2 separate regions of the Mus musculus genome follow, and region 2 is linked to region 1. A link is a loop called in an ENCODE intact Hi-C map of the cell type or tissue named here. Cell type or tissue: left cerebral cortex. All regions are shown on one strand.

Region 1 (8,000 bases):
TGAAATGAAAATTCCAATGCTGTTTAAAACCAGTGGTAGTTTCTGAAGAAAGCACATTGTAAAATTATTTGTGAGAAGCGACGTATTTACAAATGACAAAGTCATAAAACATCTTCAGGATGAAAATTGATTTTTATTTCTTTTGCTTCAAAGGTCTTAGAAAAACTAAGCAATTATCATAACAGTTTGTTATTGATAATGGAGGCATCATTGACATATGTCTCAAATTAAAGCTCACACTGCCTCCATAAATGTCCTACATACCTAATTTATAAGCTTAACACATATTTATTTTATAAGGCTTTGACACAGAATTATTGGAGTTTTAAATTGAAGATCCAGGAAAGGAAAGGGTGGATGTGGATGAAATGCTAAAGAACTACACAACACTGCTATATTTTATTTTATTTTTGTCTTTAATATGTGTGCTGTATAAGCAAAGCCACTACTGTTATGTCCTGTCTGTTCACGTGTTCACAGCATCTCTCAATGATGTAAATATGAAGCAGTCTTCAATCACAGTGAAGAATTGAAAGTGAAAGTCAATCACATTACTGTTTTAAATGACAGCAAATTCATTGTTCTATGGTAACTGTCAGGCCAAATGTTTCTCCTTGCCCACCTGCTTACTGCAACAGATTTGTTAAAAATCTGTTGATTTTCAGCATATAAAATGCTGAATAATTTTTAACATTTTCCCAAAAGAAAACTGATATGCCCTCAATATTATTGTCCTAGAAAATGTTTTAAATTATTAATATAGAATATTTAAAATAGTATTTTTAATTAAAATAGTTATACATAGAATCACTTATGCCCTAAAGGTACATTTTCTGTCTTGCCATGGTCCTTGTTTCTATCAGTGATAACCATACTACTGAATTTGTAGCTGTTTTTCCTTGCAGATTCTTTATCCTTAATATAAAATTCCAGAAATTATGAATAATACGCTGTGCTGAAATACTTTTCAAAACTGTTCTTGATTTCATGTGGCACTGCTGGTACATGTTTAAAATTTGTTCTCCAAAGGAGTTGTTAGTAATGGTATCTGCTACTATTTACAAGGCTGGTGAGAGGCTTTCTCTTGCTTGTCCTCTTCCTCTCAGCTTCATGCGCTACCTACAGCATAGCTTACGCAATGGATATGCGTTTGTCCACAAGGGTGCTTGCACAAAAATTAATGACATGTATTAGGGAGTAGCTTGTATCAGTGGCTTCAAGTCGAAACATGGAATTTTCATTTAGTTTTATTTGCAAGTAAAATTTTACAAACACACAACCTGGAATTCCCTACTCTTCACTATACTACATAATTATTATGAGATAATTTCATTGTATAGAAGATTATGAATTAATTAGCTTTAAAAATATCAATTTCATGTATTTTATTCTAATCATTTGTCACAGACACTAATTCCAACTTTAGGGTTGACTTTCTCTCTGTGAATGTCTTCAGAAAGATAAGAATGGATCTTGAAGACCAGGCATTAATGACTATATCTTTGCTAGACATCAAATTATGAAATATAACATTGAATGTTGTAGTCTGGTGTGTCTGTAAGGACAGAAATAACTAAGATACACATAACTTTTGCAAACTTTCAAGCTGTGTAATATTCCAATGTTGTTGTTTTTTTTTTTGTAGATATACTTAAATCATGTAGGATGTTGTAAACTCAGTATGATCCTGTCTAGTCTTCAAACTTAAAATAAACTTTTGAAAAACTGTGCTACTTTTGAAGTTGTGTTTTAAACATCTGTGTAAGAATGTACAAATTGTCTGTGGCTGCCCTTAACCTTCAACATATGATTAGCTTAATTTGTATTTATATAGATTAACTAAATGCACAAAGAAAAAGAGATTATAATTGTATAATTATTTTAAAATATAAGACTGCAAAAGTGGTTTTGCCAAGATTATAAAAATGTATAAATTTATCCATACCTTTTTATTTGCAGAGATTTTGCAAAATATTAATAATCCAATTGTTTTCTCCAAATATATATTTAGAGTAGTATACTATAAGACTGATAAATCTATTATTATTCATACAACATTTCTATTGCTTCTATTGTTCTTTCAAATTTATCATGCTCAGGAGTATATTGAAGGAAGCTGGTTGGTAATAAGCTACAATGTGACATGAATAATACATATTAGCCTCTAACTCCAGCTATTGCTTAATGAAAGTCTGAACATGTGGCTTCTTTAAGAACAGTCTTTTCTGGTTCTGTAGAAGCCACGAGTAAAAAGGGGATGTGTAACTCTAACACTTCAATATTTTCTTAGGATTAAAAATTTAGAGTAAAACTAAAGATATTAAAAGTTGTTTTCTTCAAGCAGATCTCTGGTAGATCAAGTTTCATGGTTTTGTATACCAACATGTTCCTATCAAAGTAAATTTTAATATGAATGCATCAGTGGAGTTCCATTTTTTTTTCCTTATTTCTACATACACAAGCATACTTAAATGCATTTTATTAAGTAAAAACAATTACTGGAACAGTCTCAATATGCTTGCAGGTGAGCTATGAAAACAACTCTATGGGGTAAATTTTATTATAATAGCGGATTACTTAGAGGAGAACCTTCAACTAGGAGGAGAGCAGCTGATTCAAGATGCAAAAAGAAAATAAATTCTTAGCATTCCAAGGAGAAAAGGCTGACCAGTAGGAAACCTGTTAAAACTATGATAAATAATAGGATCCATCAGTACAACCTAAAAAGTAATACCTACAATTTCAGTTTTGAGTTTTGAATGCATGACTCTAAGTAAATAATTTTTTTCAAAGTTCAAGTAAAGAGGGGCTGGAGAGATGGCTCAGTGGTTAAGATCATTGACTGCTCTTCCAGAGGTCCTGAGTTCAATTCTCAGCAACCACATGGTAGCTCACAACCATCTATAATAAGATCTGATGCCCTCTTCTGGTGTGTTTGAAGACAGCTACAGTGTATTCACATAAATAAATAAATCTTTAAAAAAAAAAGAAGTAAAACTATTAGTGCCCCAAATATAAGGCTTTCTCTTCTACCAATGTTAGTTTTTAAAAAGTTAATGAACTAGGCAATTTATAGGTGTGTGTGTGTGTGTGTGTGTGTGTGTGTGTGTGTGTGTGTGTGTGTGGCAATATTGCTTTTGAGAAGCAAAGGGAGTTTTACTGAAAGAGGGAAAGAGAAGAATTGGAACATTTTGCCAGTGGAAAAACATCTCAACTATTCTAAAACAAAATGCACTGCCACATCTGTCTTTACAAAGTCGGAATGCCTAGAGTAAGTGGCAATTTCTCTATTGATTTTGAAGGAGAAAATAAGATTCTTTGATGCTCTTCTAGTAGCTACCTATAATTCATACTGGGCAGTTCACCATTGCTGCCAAGAAAGTACTTTCCACAGTAAGCAAGTCATACTCCCTCAAAGAGTTATTTCTATTAGTTGAATTTGGTAGCAGAAAAGAGAGAACACTCTTGGAAAAGGCACCTCATTTATGTTTTTTCATGACTTGCAGAAGTCGAATGAGTCATTTGAAACCACAATTTCTATAGAAAGATGGTGTAGTCACACCAGCAAATGGTTAGCACATCTCACTGTTAAGCATGGCATATGGTGATTGCCTCTGATATAATTTTGTTCTTAAAGATATGAGTCATATTCTTTCATATTTATATAAGCCCCCATGACACCCTTCCTCTGCCTACATATCAGTATGTTAGTAACGCTGATGAATTGCAAGGTAAGCTCAGCCCACTGCCATCTGCATGGGAGTAGCAGCAGTGAGACCAGTGGTACATTCAAACAATGTGCTCCCCATGGCCAGAGAGGATATGAGAGTCACATAAACACAGAGGTTGACATCAACAGGAAGATAGATGTCATTGATTGTGTAGGTCTGATAAGAACAGGGATGATAAAGTAAAAATCACACTGACCAACAGAGTACCTAGATCTATGCATTTCTTTTTTTAAATAATCATTTTAATCATTTAAATTTCAAATGATATTCTCCTTCCCAATTACTCCTCCACAAACCCTCCATCACAACCCCCTTCTGCCTCCCTCTCCTTTGCCTCTTTGAGGGTGCTCCTCCACGCACTCCATCACTCCTGCCTCACTGCTCCAGCATCTCCCTACACTGGGGCCTATAGCCTCTACAGGATCAAGGACCTCATTGATGCCAGATAACACCATCCTCTTCTACATATGTATCTGGATCCCTGGAGCTCTCCATGTTTGCTGTTTGGTTGATGGTTTAGTTTAGTCTCTGGGAACTCTAGCTGGTCCCATTAATTGATATTCTTCTTCCTATGTGGCTGCAATCCCCTTCAGCTCCTTTAGTCCTTCCTATAGATCTTCCATTAGTGTCCCTGGGCCCAGGATGATGGTTGGCTGTGAGTATCTGCATCTGTATTGGTCAGGTAGAACCTCTCAGGGAACAGCCATTACAGGCTTCAGTCAGCAAGTGCTTCTTGGTATCAGTTTAGTGTTTACAAATGGGATAGGTCCCTAGGTGGGGCTGTATCTGTTCCATTTTGTTGTTGTTGTTTGTTTATTTGTTTTTTGTTTGTTTGGTTTTTGGATTTTTTTCCCTGTATTTCCTTTGGACATGAACATTTCTGGGTTAACAATTTTAACATGGGTAGATGGCCTCATCCCTCAACTGGGGGCTATGCCTATGTACTGGAGGTGGTTTCTGCAGGCTCTATCTCTCCTTTGTTGGGTATTTCAGCTAAAGTCATCCCCGTTGAATCCAGGGATCCTCTCGATTCTCTGGAATCTTGTGTCTGGATACTTTCTAGTGTCTACCCTCAGTTTCCCCACCTTCTACTACTATATATTTCTATCCAATTTTCAAACCCGCTGTACTTCTATCCTGCCAATAGTTTTCCACTCTTTGTCATATAGGAAGCATTCAAAGGATAAACCAAATAAAACGTAGAATTGTCTCCTTTCAGCAAGAAAGGTCTACAGACCAGTGAATCTGACCAACTAGATTGCCTGTGTGTTTAAAGATCAAAGTATGTTCTTCCTAGGCCTGAGGAGAGGAGTCATGAAACTAAGCAAAGGCATTAAAGGTAGCAAAGCACAAAGGCAGCAATAACTGTGCTTGCTTTCTGGGCTTTGGAGCTTTATCGTTTATATATGTTAAGTAAATACTTCTTTACTTAACATACATCAGAAACATTCCCAAAGATGCCTATTGAATGGTATGAATATGCTGATCTGATGCTTGGGTTATGGGACCTGAGACTCCAAGTACATATTTAAATAATAGTAAAATAATAATTCAAATAGTTAACACAAGTAAATGAGTGAGCTGAAAATTTTTAAAAATTATATTCCAGGACATAAAAGAAATAGAGGGGTGGGAAAAGGAAATGATATTTATAACTATTTTGTTTATCAACTATAGCTTTGACTGTATATTTGTTCTTGACACAATAATCACAATACAGCTTATTTTGAAAACCCTAGGACACAATCATAAACATTCAGAACCATTTCAGCAGTACCACAGTGCTGCCCTGTAGAGTTGGTGTTTGTTGGTCACGGGGTTTTTGAATGATTAGTAGCCAGCATGGCTTTCCCGGATGAATTGGATGGATCCCATCAATGAGAAGTTGCTTATGGCTTGAAATGGAGAATAGTTTGGTGCTAGAAATGTGAAAAGATTTCTAAGAGGAAAAGAAAACACAATAAACAGAGAATTGTGTGAATTCCTTCTACCTGGAAGGCAAAGCTCTTTATTCTGCTCTTCTATAAAATACTGTTGGGACACTGACTCTTCCCTTGTTCAGTTTTTTCTAGATTTTGTTATGGAGCATCAGAGTCAAATGTCACCTGAAGGTAGCTTTGTGGGACATGCGTTAAGGTTAATAACGTTAGACCTTCAACTTGGGTTGTAACATAATAAAGATAGTGGATTGTCTGTTTATTTTAATAAATATTAAAGAATTTTAGACTAGACTTTATATAGTTGCTCCCAGTTTAAAAATTAATAATATAATCTCCTCCACACCCTCATTCTAACTTTCCATGTATTCTAGAAACTCAATCTGTAGAATCATGAGTGTGCTTCTTCTCAAATTTAATACCATATATTTATACCTTTGCATTATTGCATTATGCTATAATTCATATCTTGTGAGATACTAAATTGTACTTATCTTTTCTCTGATATATTCCTGATGGGTTTTCTGTTATATATTTCACATGTAAGATAACTCTTAAACAGTGGGATTAGTCTTCAGATAAGGTTAAGTGCATTCAGCTGATGTTTTGTTTGTGGTGTTGTTTATTATTAATTCAGTATAATGGAAGCACTTATATTGTACCAGCCAATATATGTGTCTTTGAAAGTATAGAGATGAAAAATCTGATTTCAGGCTCTTAGCTTATAGAATGAAGCTCTGTGTGTAAAAGAAAGGAGACAAAATGGATATGTTCTATAACAACATAAGAAACTGTGCCAGTCAATGCAACAGAGTAGAGAAGACACACTAAAGGAGGGAACACTGAAAGAAATCAAGCCTAAAGAATGACTCATAGGTACCACATGCACTACTCATGCCGAGTCTAAGAAGAGTAGATTAATATATGCTCTCCTTTGAGGAGAAGAAACAGAAGTCAAAGAAACTAGATTTTGACCAAATTGTAGGACTTTGATATCCACAGTGATCTCACGGCTACCCCTTATGTTCTTGTTTTAACTCAATGTACATTAAAAATGTATTGCATTGCAAACTAGAATGGACATAATAGTAAACCACCAGTAGCTAAGCAGTTCTGAATTGTTTATTTTACATTGTCTTATATAGCCCTATATATTTTCATGAATCCTCAATACTTAATGATGTGGTTTTAAAATAATCAACCAATGGTTAAAAATTGATCACTAGATGATTATACTTTAATTCAAAACTGACTGATTTTTTCAACAAACTATTGAGATATATTTGACAGCATACTTTTTCACATGGTAAGTAACATACCCAATATGTCAAGGCAACAATCAAAAGCACGATCATTTGATAATCTCTATGTAGAAACAATGAAATACTGAGGGCACCAGGAAAAGTGTTGACACCAACAAACTAAAGTTCAGTGTAGTTTAATTTACAATGTTTCAATTTCTGGAAGCAAAAAGCTTGCAATAAAATTTTATTTTAGATTTTTAATTTGGTCTTTCCCTGAATATTTACATGCTTTGAAACTTTCTTGCAATATGGGTTGTAGCAAGGAGCTACAGTCTCAGTCATGCAACCATGAACGGAAACAACTATTCTTTCCAATATCTAGTAACTTCTACTGTTCTCTGAATACAGACATTAAAAAAATTACATAGAGGGTAGAGAGAATATCTTATGTATTGCATGGATGCATCACCTGATAATTAAAAAGCCTATGACATATGGTAAAGGGTAGAATAGGAGGTGGGATATCCAGGAGGCAGAAAGGATTCTGGGAGAGTTCCAGGCAAGAGTTGGTCCCTGGAAGATATAACAAGAGGAACTCATGATACCTGAGCACAGGTAACCAGCCATGTGGCATAATGTAGATTAGAATAAGTGGGTTATTTTCACTTATGATCTAGTCAAAGGAGAGTCTATCTATGTAGTCAAGGTATTTATAAATATATTTTGAATCTGAGTCTTATTTCTGGGTGCCATAGGATTTGGAGGAAAAATCAAACCTAACCTCCACAATAAAGTAAATCACATATCATTATTAAACTGGGATATGTGGATGTTGCTACCTCACTGTATGCTGGCATAATGTTCTGAGCACTTCTAAGATATTGCATGGATTATGTATGTTAAACACAATTTTTAGCACATTGCTTTTCCTGTCCAATGGGATTTTTGTAACACATTCACATCCTCAGTTGAGGAACTTTGTCTGTTGCAACAAGAAATGTTTTTGATGAGGGAGGGATGAGGACTATAGTTATCTGTGGGTATAAGGACAGGTATTTAGAGTATAGTTATGGCTTTTGCTGGTTTAA
Region 2 (8,000 bases), 130 kb before region 1:
AGGGAGGACACTCCTTGAAGGAGAAACATAAAATATGTACATTATTATACAAACAACCCTTAAACCCACAGAAGTCATGACACTCTCATGGAAACCAACAACTGTTGCCCCTGCCTGAGGGCAGGAACCATGTCATTCTGTTCCTACCAAGGCCATGCCAGACTTGGAAATAATCCAAATAAATCCTTTCTTCCCCAGGTTGCTTTTAGTTAAAATGGTTTAACACAGCAACAGAAAAATAAATAGTGTGCGTTTGGGGGTGGGGTGTCTATGTGTGTGTCTGTGTGGTGTGTGTGTATGACTGGTGTGCATGTCTTTGTATGTGTATGTATGTATGTATGTGTTTGTGTGTCTGTGCATGTTTGTGTTTCTCCAATGTAGAATCTCAAGATAAACGTTGAAATGCAAGGCAAAATACATTTAAACAAGTAACAAACTGCAAATAGTGTTAATTAATATCATAGATTGGTATTCATAAAAATGAATAAATTTTAAAATAAGTAAATAAAACAGTGTATTTACTTAAGAGATTTTTCAGCATTTTACCTAAAATTTTTAATAATAGATATTAATAATTTAAAATGCATATTATGCTAATTTTGGATCTTCCTTACTGAAACTCTATTGTTGAACAGCTATGTGTTTTAATTGCCTCATCATTAACCTTCAACAGCTCAGTAAATTTCTCTAACATTTATGATGTTAGCTGCCCAACAGATTCAACAAAAAGAGAAAATATTTAATATTTAATCAATCAGAAATGAAAGCACTCCTTGCCATAATCGAGTAAATTATAAAACTTAATTCATTTTGATATGATTCAGAAATCTGAGGGAAAAGAATGGAATTGATTTGTATTGACTGAAAATAATATATTTTAGAATAATGTATCATAAGCTGTTGACAGTGAGTGGACTATATAAGTATTTATTACCTTATTGGTGATGACTGTAGAAAACATATTCAGTATCAAAATACATTTACCAAAATTAATAAGTGTCAATACAGTATAATGTATTAACAGCAAAAAATGCTATAGCAAAGAAAATAAATGGCTCTTTTGGTCTATTATATTAATGTATTATTATCATGCATTTATTAATTCAAGGTAGTCATATTATTTCAATCAAATAAGTAAAATTAATAGAATGGTCAGGTTGTATGTTTTAGTGTTGACCTATGCTAAGCAGCATCTTACCCTAGAGAGATTCATTTTAATATTAATTTGTTGGATATGGGAAAGAGAAATTAAAGTTAAGCTTAATCAAATAAGTCTTATTTAATTTAGACTATTTCTGACGGTAAACATATGTCATGGCCATAGAATTCATATCTGCCTTGCCTACGTCTCTCAACTATTGGTTGGAAAAGAAGTGAAGGAAATGTTTTCAAGGATTAACTAAGCACTGGACTCTCAGGAATAGTCAGTGAGGCGGTATTCTGATTTTCAGTGCACACTACCACTATTATGTACATAGCAACCATATAATAAAAGCACCCAGAAGGAGAATCAAAAGGAAAAAGCTATTATTATGGACAGAGATGTTAAACAAATATCATGATTTATAACACTTGTGTATTTGAAGTAAATACAAGGAATCAAAAAATGACCTTGATTTATTTAAAATATAAAGAATCTTTAAAAAAATGTTTATGACCAACTCTGTCAAAGAATTCACCACTATTCCAGTAAAAAAATAATAGAAATAAGTAAAGCATAGTTTAAGAGGTATTTACATTAAAATATTACATAGGATTTTAGATTCAATGTTTAAAAAGCCATGAAGAAAAAAATGAAGGTATTTAGAAGCATTTGTTAATAAGTGGTATTTAAAACACTGAAAAGCTGAATAGCAGGACTTGATACATTAGATGTGAGTTTAGCAGACCCATTCATATTCTTAAGTCATGGACATTAAATGCAATTTGTCTTTCAGTGTGTATGTGTATATAAGTAAACCTTAATTATGTTTCTACTTATAAAATAATAAATACTCTTGTTTAAACAATGAGTTGTAAAGCAGTCCTGTGAGTAAAAACTAGACTTTGAGATTAATATTTAAAATCAAATGAGACTTTATAAGGATTCATAAGAAAAATTGAGTCAATGTTAATTGGAGATCCTATTTGCCTGTAAAGCAGCCCTTTGTTTTAGTTTTTGGTTTTAGGTTTTGTAGTAAGGTTATGGAGTCAGAGAAGTTTGCTGAAGATTTAGCAGCCAATCTTCAATGCAAAGAGGATACAACACATATTGGACAGTACATTCAGTGATATTTACCACAGCGTTTACTAGAGTGTCTAATGAATGAAATGACTGCCTTTCTCAGGGCATAATACCCTTGACCAGTTCTAACCAGCTGAGTCCCAGCCATTCGTTGTGATTGACAGCTTTTAGTATCTCTCTTGATCTCATTTATTCACTTAATTTATTGTTCTCCATGATTAAAATTGTATGCAGTTATAATATTAGTAAACATTTGAGACTGAACATTTGCAAACTAGTTTTGCTTTAAAATAGAATAAATAATAACTAGGAGGAATAATTATATTCTCACAATTCAGAAATATGTAATTATTACACATTTCACATTCTAGATATGTGTTCTTAGTCCAGGAAACTTGGCCATGGTTAAATCCACATGGTTAGCTGATTTGGTTTATCCAAGACACCTTCATAATTTTTATTTCAAGTCAATGATGCTATAATGTTTAGGTAATTCTGTTTTGCTGATATCTGTTATTATACATGTTTGTGTGTTTGGTTTAGTTGTCAATAATTTAGTCACTAGTTAGTATCAAGATAAAATACATTTATTTATAAAAAATATTGTGGGTGGGGAGACATGGCTGCTTTTATATCTCTTCTGAGTTGCTTGTTTTGTGGATTATTTACAGTGCAGTATCCTAGCCCACACCTTCGCAAGCTTAATTCAGCCAAACACATATGGTCAGAGTTGTCTCCAAATATGTATATTGTACTTATGTATGTGAACATGCATTAATGAGTTATATATTTACACATTTATATATTCTTCTAAGAATAAGGATATGGATAAACATTTTATGAAATAATATGGCTTTGTATGTAAAACAACATAGAAAGATTATATGACTTAATCCTGAAGATAAGAAAACTTTTTTCAAATTCTAATTTTTGTTTCTAATTATTATAATTTTTAAACCTATTTATATTGAATAGAATCTAATATTACTGCATTTTCTAATTAATAATATATTTACAATTTCCCTTTTTTTCATTTGCAATATTCTTCCATTCCATTGCAGACAATATATAAAATGATTTGTCACCTCTTTGCTTATATTTGTTTTTAAGTTTTCCAAATGAATTCTATGCATTGATTTTATCTCATCTTCATGCACTAGAGTTAACCCAGATGTGACTTAAGACTAGCTGATGCCATCTTAATTTTAATGGGTCATATTCACTGACCATTCTAGTCAAGGAAAGTAATATAGGACACCTGGCTAGTTGAACAAAATTTCCAGTGATCCAGAGGGCATAGCTAGAGATGTTTAAATACACAATATTTTTCACTCCACTAGTTAAAGTTTTTGTCTTTTGTTAAAATTGAATAATTTCCTTTACAACCATTTTCCTGTCCCTTAAATTGAGTGAATCATTGCTGTGCTGTTTATATAAGTTGAAGTTTATCCTATAAATACTACAAATCTGTATTTACCTTTTACTAAAAGAGACTATATATTTGGATACTCACCAATTTACATTAAAATAGGACGCCAAACTTAAGCAGTACTCATTTTGAAACACATCTCCCATGCTCTGTAACATGAACTCTAACATAAAAATGTCCTTTATTTCTTACTGGCTTTCTCATACTTAGCATTTTGACCACAGGTTTGTTGAATAACAGATTTATGGTTTTGCATGTTCCTTTTCATTTATTGCTTGTTGTGTTTTTTTTTCCCTAATCAGAAACATTTAGACAAAACAAGAGTGTGTATTTTTTTTGAACTTCACTCAGTAAAACCAATTCTCATACTCATTTGGTTATATTTTATGCTACATAAACATACCCATGCAAGGAATTTCAGCATTATGAAGAGAGAAACCAGCAAGCTTTTAGCTAGAACCATGATTAATAACTAGTTCTGTGTTTTAAAAATGTAACACACATTAGAATCTTGTAGTAATTGTATTCAAGTTTGCATCTGTCTTAAATGGCTTCTATCCCTAGTGTTTATACAACATAATTCGCAAAAACAAGTGTTGCTAGGAAATGAATAAGTAAATTAGGTTTCTTTCCTTTCCACATGGTGAGCATTTCAATCTTTCACAGTAAACTTTTCTTAAAATTTAAGTCACCTTTTCCCCTTCTTTTAACCACCTACTGGGGCTTCAGTCTTCATTTCTTGTGAGAAACACCTTAGAGTTTTAATCTCCAAGGATACCATATTTGATGCCCCTTCATGAGTACCACAAGGGGCATCTGTTCTGTTAGACATATGTCTGGTGATGTGGGAGGAGCTGCAATGCAAGATAATGGAACTAAAAGTACTTTAGAATGCAACACTAAATATATATGCATATGTTTCTACAGCTGCCTTGTACTCTCTAATGGGATACAGAGACGTTTCTAAAAATAAGACAGCTCAAAGCTCTCAGTGGAGGAACGTATACCAACAGCTGCTTGTATCTTCTAACATCCTGGGTGTCAAAGGCATTTTCTCAAAGTGTGGTTAAAGGCTGCCTTCATCTGAGTCTTCTAGCTGAATGAAACATTCTTAACTCCATTCTCTGAGATGCTCATGTGATAGGGGTTGCACATAGAAAAGTGAGTTTGGTGACAAATATACTTAGATTCTTTATGAAAGATGAAGCTTGAAAAAATCAATTATTCCAAGGGAATTATTTTAATGAGCTTTCCATATACTTAATTAAAAACTACTTGGATATTAAAAGTTCAGGCTTATGTTGATTTGACATTTATTCAGTGAAAGAATTTGACAACAAAACTTTAATTATTCCTCGCACTAGACTAAATAAAGTCTACAAAAGATATACATTTAGAGTCCAATAAAATCAATAAGAAAGTGGATCTGTATTGGCAGTTGTAGTTGTGGTTTTCACTGGCATGCCTGTGATGGAATCTACATAACATTTTAAACAGACCTTTAATATATGTACACACAGACATAGACATACTGCTGAACATTCACAATGACAAACAGTCTACACAATGGTCATGAGTATTGCCAAAAATTAAGAAGGCCTAGGATGAAGTACATATTTTTACACTGAAAATTTGTTAAATAAGACTGTTTTAAACTGCTAATTTGTGTTCAATTTATGGAACAATTTTTAATGAATTGATGTATTTTATAAGAGCACACCATAATGGTTAGAGCATTAAACTCCACTGCAAACCCTCTGGGCCCATATGACTTTTCTGCTAGTAACTACTATCTTGTGTCTTCTAACATCATATGTTTAAGATTAAGTGACTTAATGTGTATAAAGTTCAGAGGAGATGACTACTGTGAAATTGTTAGCTACTGTTATGAATGATTTAGCACCTAATGATACTATTCATGGCAACTTCTGTCTTCTAAGGTTAACATAAAAATACAGGAAACAGCTGAATATGAATTTCAAATAAATGATGAATATGTTTGAGAATAATCTTCTCCAAAAATATTGTTGGGAAATATTCAGAAAAACATTCTGATTTATACAAAATTCAAACTAGGAGTCTAATATTTTATTTTGCTGAATCTAGCAATCTTATATTTCTTCCTCTTGTAATAGCAAATTAAAAAAAAAAAGCTAGGATGTTGACAGATGGATGATGGTTAGCTAATACATAGTGATTTTAGGTGTAGAAAATTGATCTTTTGTTAACATTCAAGCAAATATTATTAAATTGACCTACACATCTATATTATTAATCTCCATTATTATCCGAGGAAGATGAAGGAAGTGATTTTTTAAAATTCTGGCTAGCTGTACCAACTGGAACCTTATGTGCACACATCAATGTGTGTTAAATTCTATAGGCAGTTTCTTTCAATATAGGGAAGACTTCAGTAAAATATTTTTCATCTCAGGAATTGATTGAAGTTGCTAGGAACACCACTGTGTTAAAGATTCTGAACCCCTTGTGTCTATAGTTTGTAAAATTTTTTATTTGATGACATTTAAAATTCTCAAAGATGTGTGTAGGTGTGTTTTCTTTTAGGCCTAGTGGGCTCATATTTTTAAATAGCTCATATCTTTTATGACATGAAGTCAAATCTTTATATTTTCCCCTTACCAAAAGTTTATCTATGAAATACAGTAAATACCCATTTCTTACGCCATAGGACAATTTAATACAATTACACTAATAAACATTCTACATGAAGCTATGGAAACCCCACTGCCATTCACAGTGGTACACCACTGTACGTGGCCTAGGTTGCTATATTCTCACTCCCTTCAAAACTACTTGCCTTAGTCAGGGTTTCTATTCCTGCACAAACATCATGACCAAGAAGCAAGTTGGGGAGGAAAGGGTTTATTCAGCTTACACTTCCATACTGCTGTTCATCACCAAGGAAGTCAGGACTGGAACTCAAGCAGGTCAGAAAACAGGAGCTGATGCAGAAGCCATGGAGGGATGTTCTTTACTGGCTTGCTCAGACTGCTCTCTTATAGAACCAAGACTACCAGCCCAGAGATGGGGGATCTACCCGCTTTATCACTAATTGAGAAAATGCCTTGCAGCTGGATCTCCTGGAGGCATTTCGCAACTGAAGCTCCTTTCTCTGAGATAACTCCAGCCTGTGTCAAGTTGACACACAAAATCAGCCAGTACAATTGACCCCTTGTCAACTTGACACACAAACACATCACTAGTAAGCCTCAACCCTCACATTCTTATTCATCCCCAAGATCTAAATAACTTTAAAAGTCCCACAGTCTTTACATATTAAAAGTTCAATCCCTTTAAAATATCCAATGTCTTTTAAAATTCAAAGTCTCTTAACTGTGGGCTCCACTGAAATATTTTCTTCCTTCAAGAGGGAAAAATATCAGGGCACAGTCACAATCAAAAGCAAAAATTAAACTCCAACTGTCCAATGTCTGGGATCCAACTCACGATCTTCTGGGCTCCTCCAAGGCTTGGGTCACTTCTCCAGCCCTGTCCTTTGTAGCACACAGCTTTTCCTCTAGGCTCCAGATACCCTTACTCTACTGCTGCTCCTGTTCTTGGTGGTCTTTCGTTGTCCTGGCATCTCCAAAACACTGTATGACCCCTTCAGTCTTGGGTCACCAATTGCAACTGAGGCTACACCTTCACCAATGGCCTTCCATGGCCTCTCACAGTGCCAAGTCACAGCTGTTCTTCATGACCTTCATGCCTTCAAAAGCAGTACCATCTGGGTGACTCTTAACACATTACCAAGTCCTGCTGCAGCATGAGGTACAACTTTGCCTATCTGGAACACAGCCTCTTTGTGCTTTCAGAAAACACTTCCCAGAAGATGTCACCTCAATGATGCTGGTCTCTTCTTAATCACAGCTAATTTCTTAGCTCCAGCTAACCAGCATCAATAGTCCCAGTAATGCTAAGGTTTCACTTTAGTACTTCTGGTATCTTGTTAATCACAGCTGATTCTTCAGCCCCAGCTAAACAAACCACAGAATCTTCACAATCAAAATAGCAATGGCCTTGAAAAGAGGCTTTAATCTTCCCTCTGAAATTTCACAAGCCAGGCCTCCATCTTCTGCACTGTTCTCAACATTATCTTCCAAGCTCTTACACAACATCTGACAGAGCTCTTAACACGGAATGGATCTTCTAGCCCAAAGTTCCAAACTCCTTCTACAGTCCTCCCCAAACATGGTCAGGTTGTCAAGGAATACCCAACTATGCTGGAACCAATTTGTCTTAATCAGGGTTTCTATTCCTGCACAAACATCATGACCAAGAAGCAAGTTGGGGAGGAAATGGTTTATTCAGCTTACACTTCCATAC

The links. A loop is a pair of places that touch in the nucleus more often than their neighbours do. Peaks named below come from ENCODE experiments on the same cell type or tissue, not always from the same donor. Only the 100,000 strongest peaks of a DNase experiment are listed, where the experiment ranks them.
Region 2: it touches region 1 in a loop (2.4-fold over the local background); 2 of 42 quality-filtered maps call a loop at or near these places.

What each region holds. Positions count from the first base shown.
Region 1 is chr13:89,320,809-89,328,808 of GRCm38, forward strand. Edil3 (EGF-like repeats and discoidin I-like domains 3) reads left to right here. Exons shown (of 11, transcript NM_001037987.3): 11 at 1-2,417. Among named protein-coding and RNA genes, the nearest start is that of Gm34699, 210 kb to the right of the region's middle. In left cerebral cortex, no CTCF peak of the experiment used is centred here; DNase peaks (open chromatin) are centred at 3,613, 4,042 and 6,526; H3K27ac peaks cover 660 bases.
Region 2 is chr13:89,194,885-89,202,884 of GRCm38, forward strand. All of the region lies in intron 9 of Edil3 (EGF-like repeats and discoidin I-like domains 3), which reads left to right. Among named protein-coding and RNA genes, the nearest start is that of Gm46433, 330 kb to the left of the region's middle. In left cerebral cortex, a CTCF peak has its summit at 4,442; a DNase peak (open chromatin) is centred at 4,593.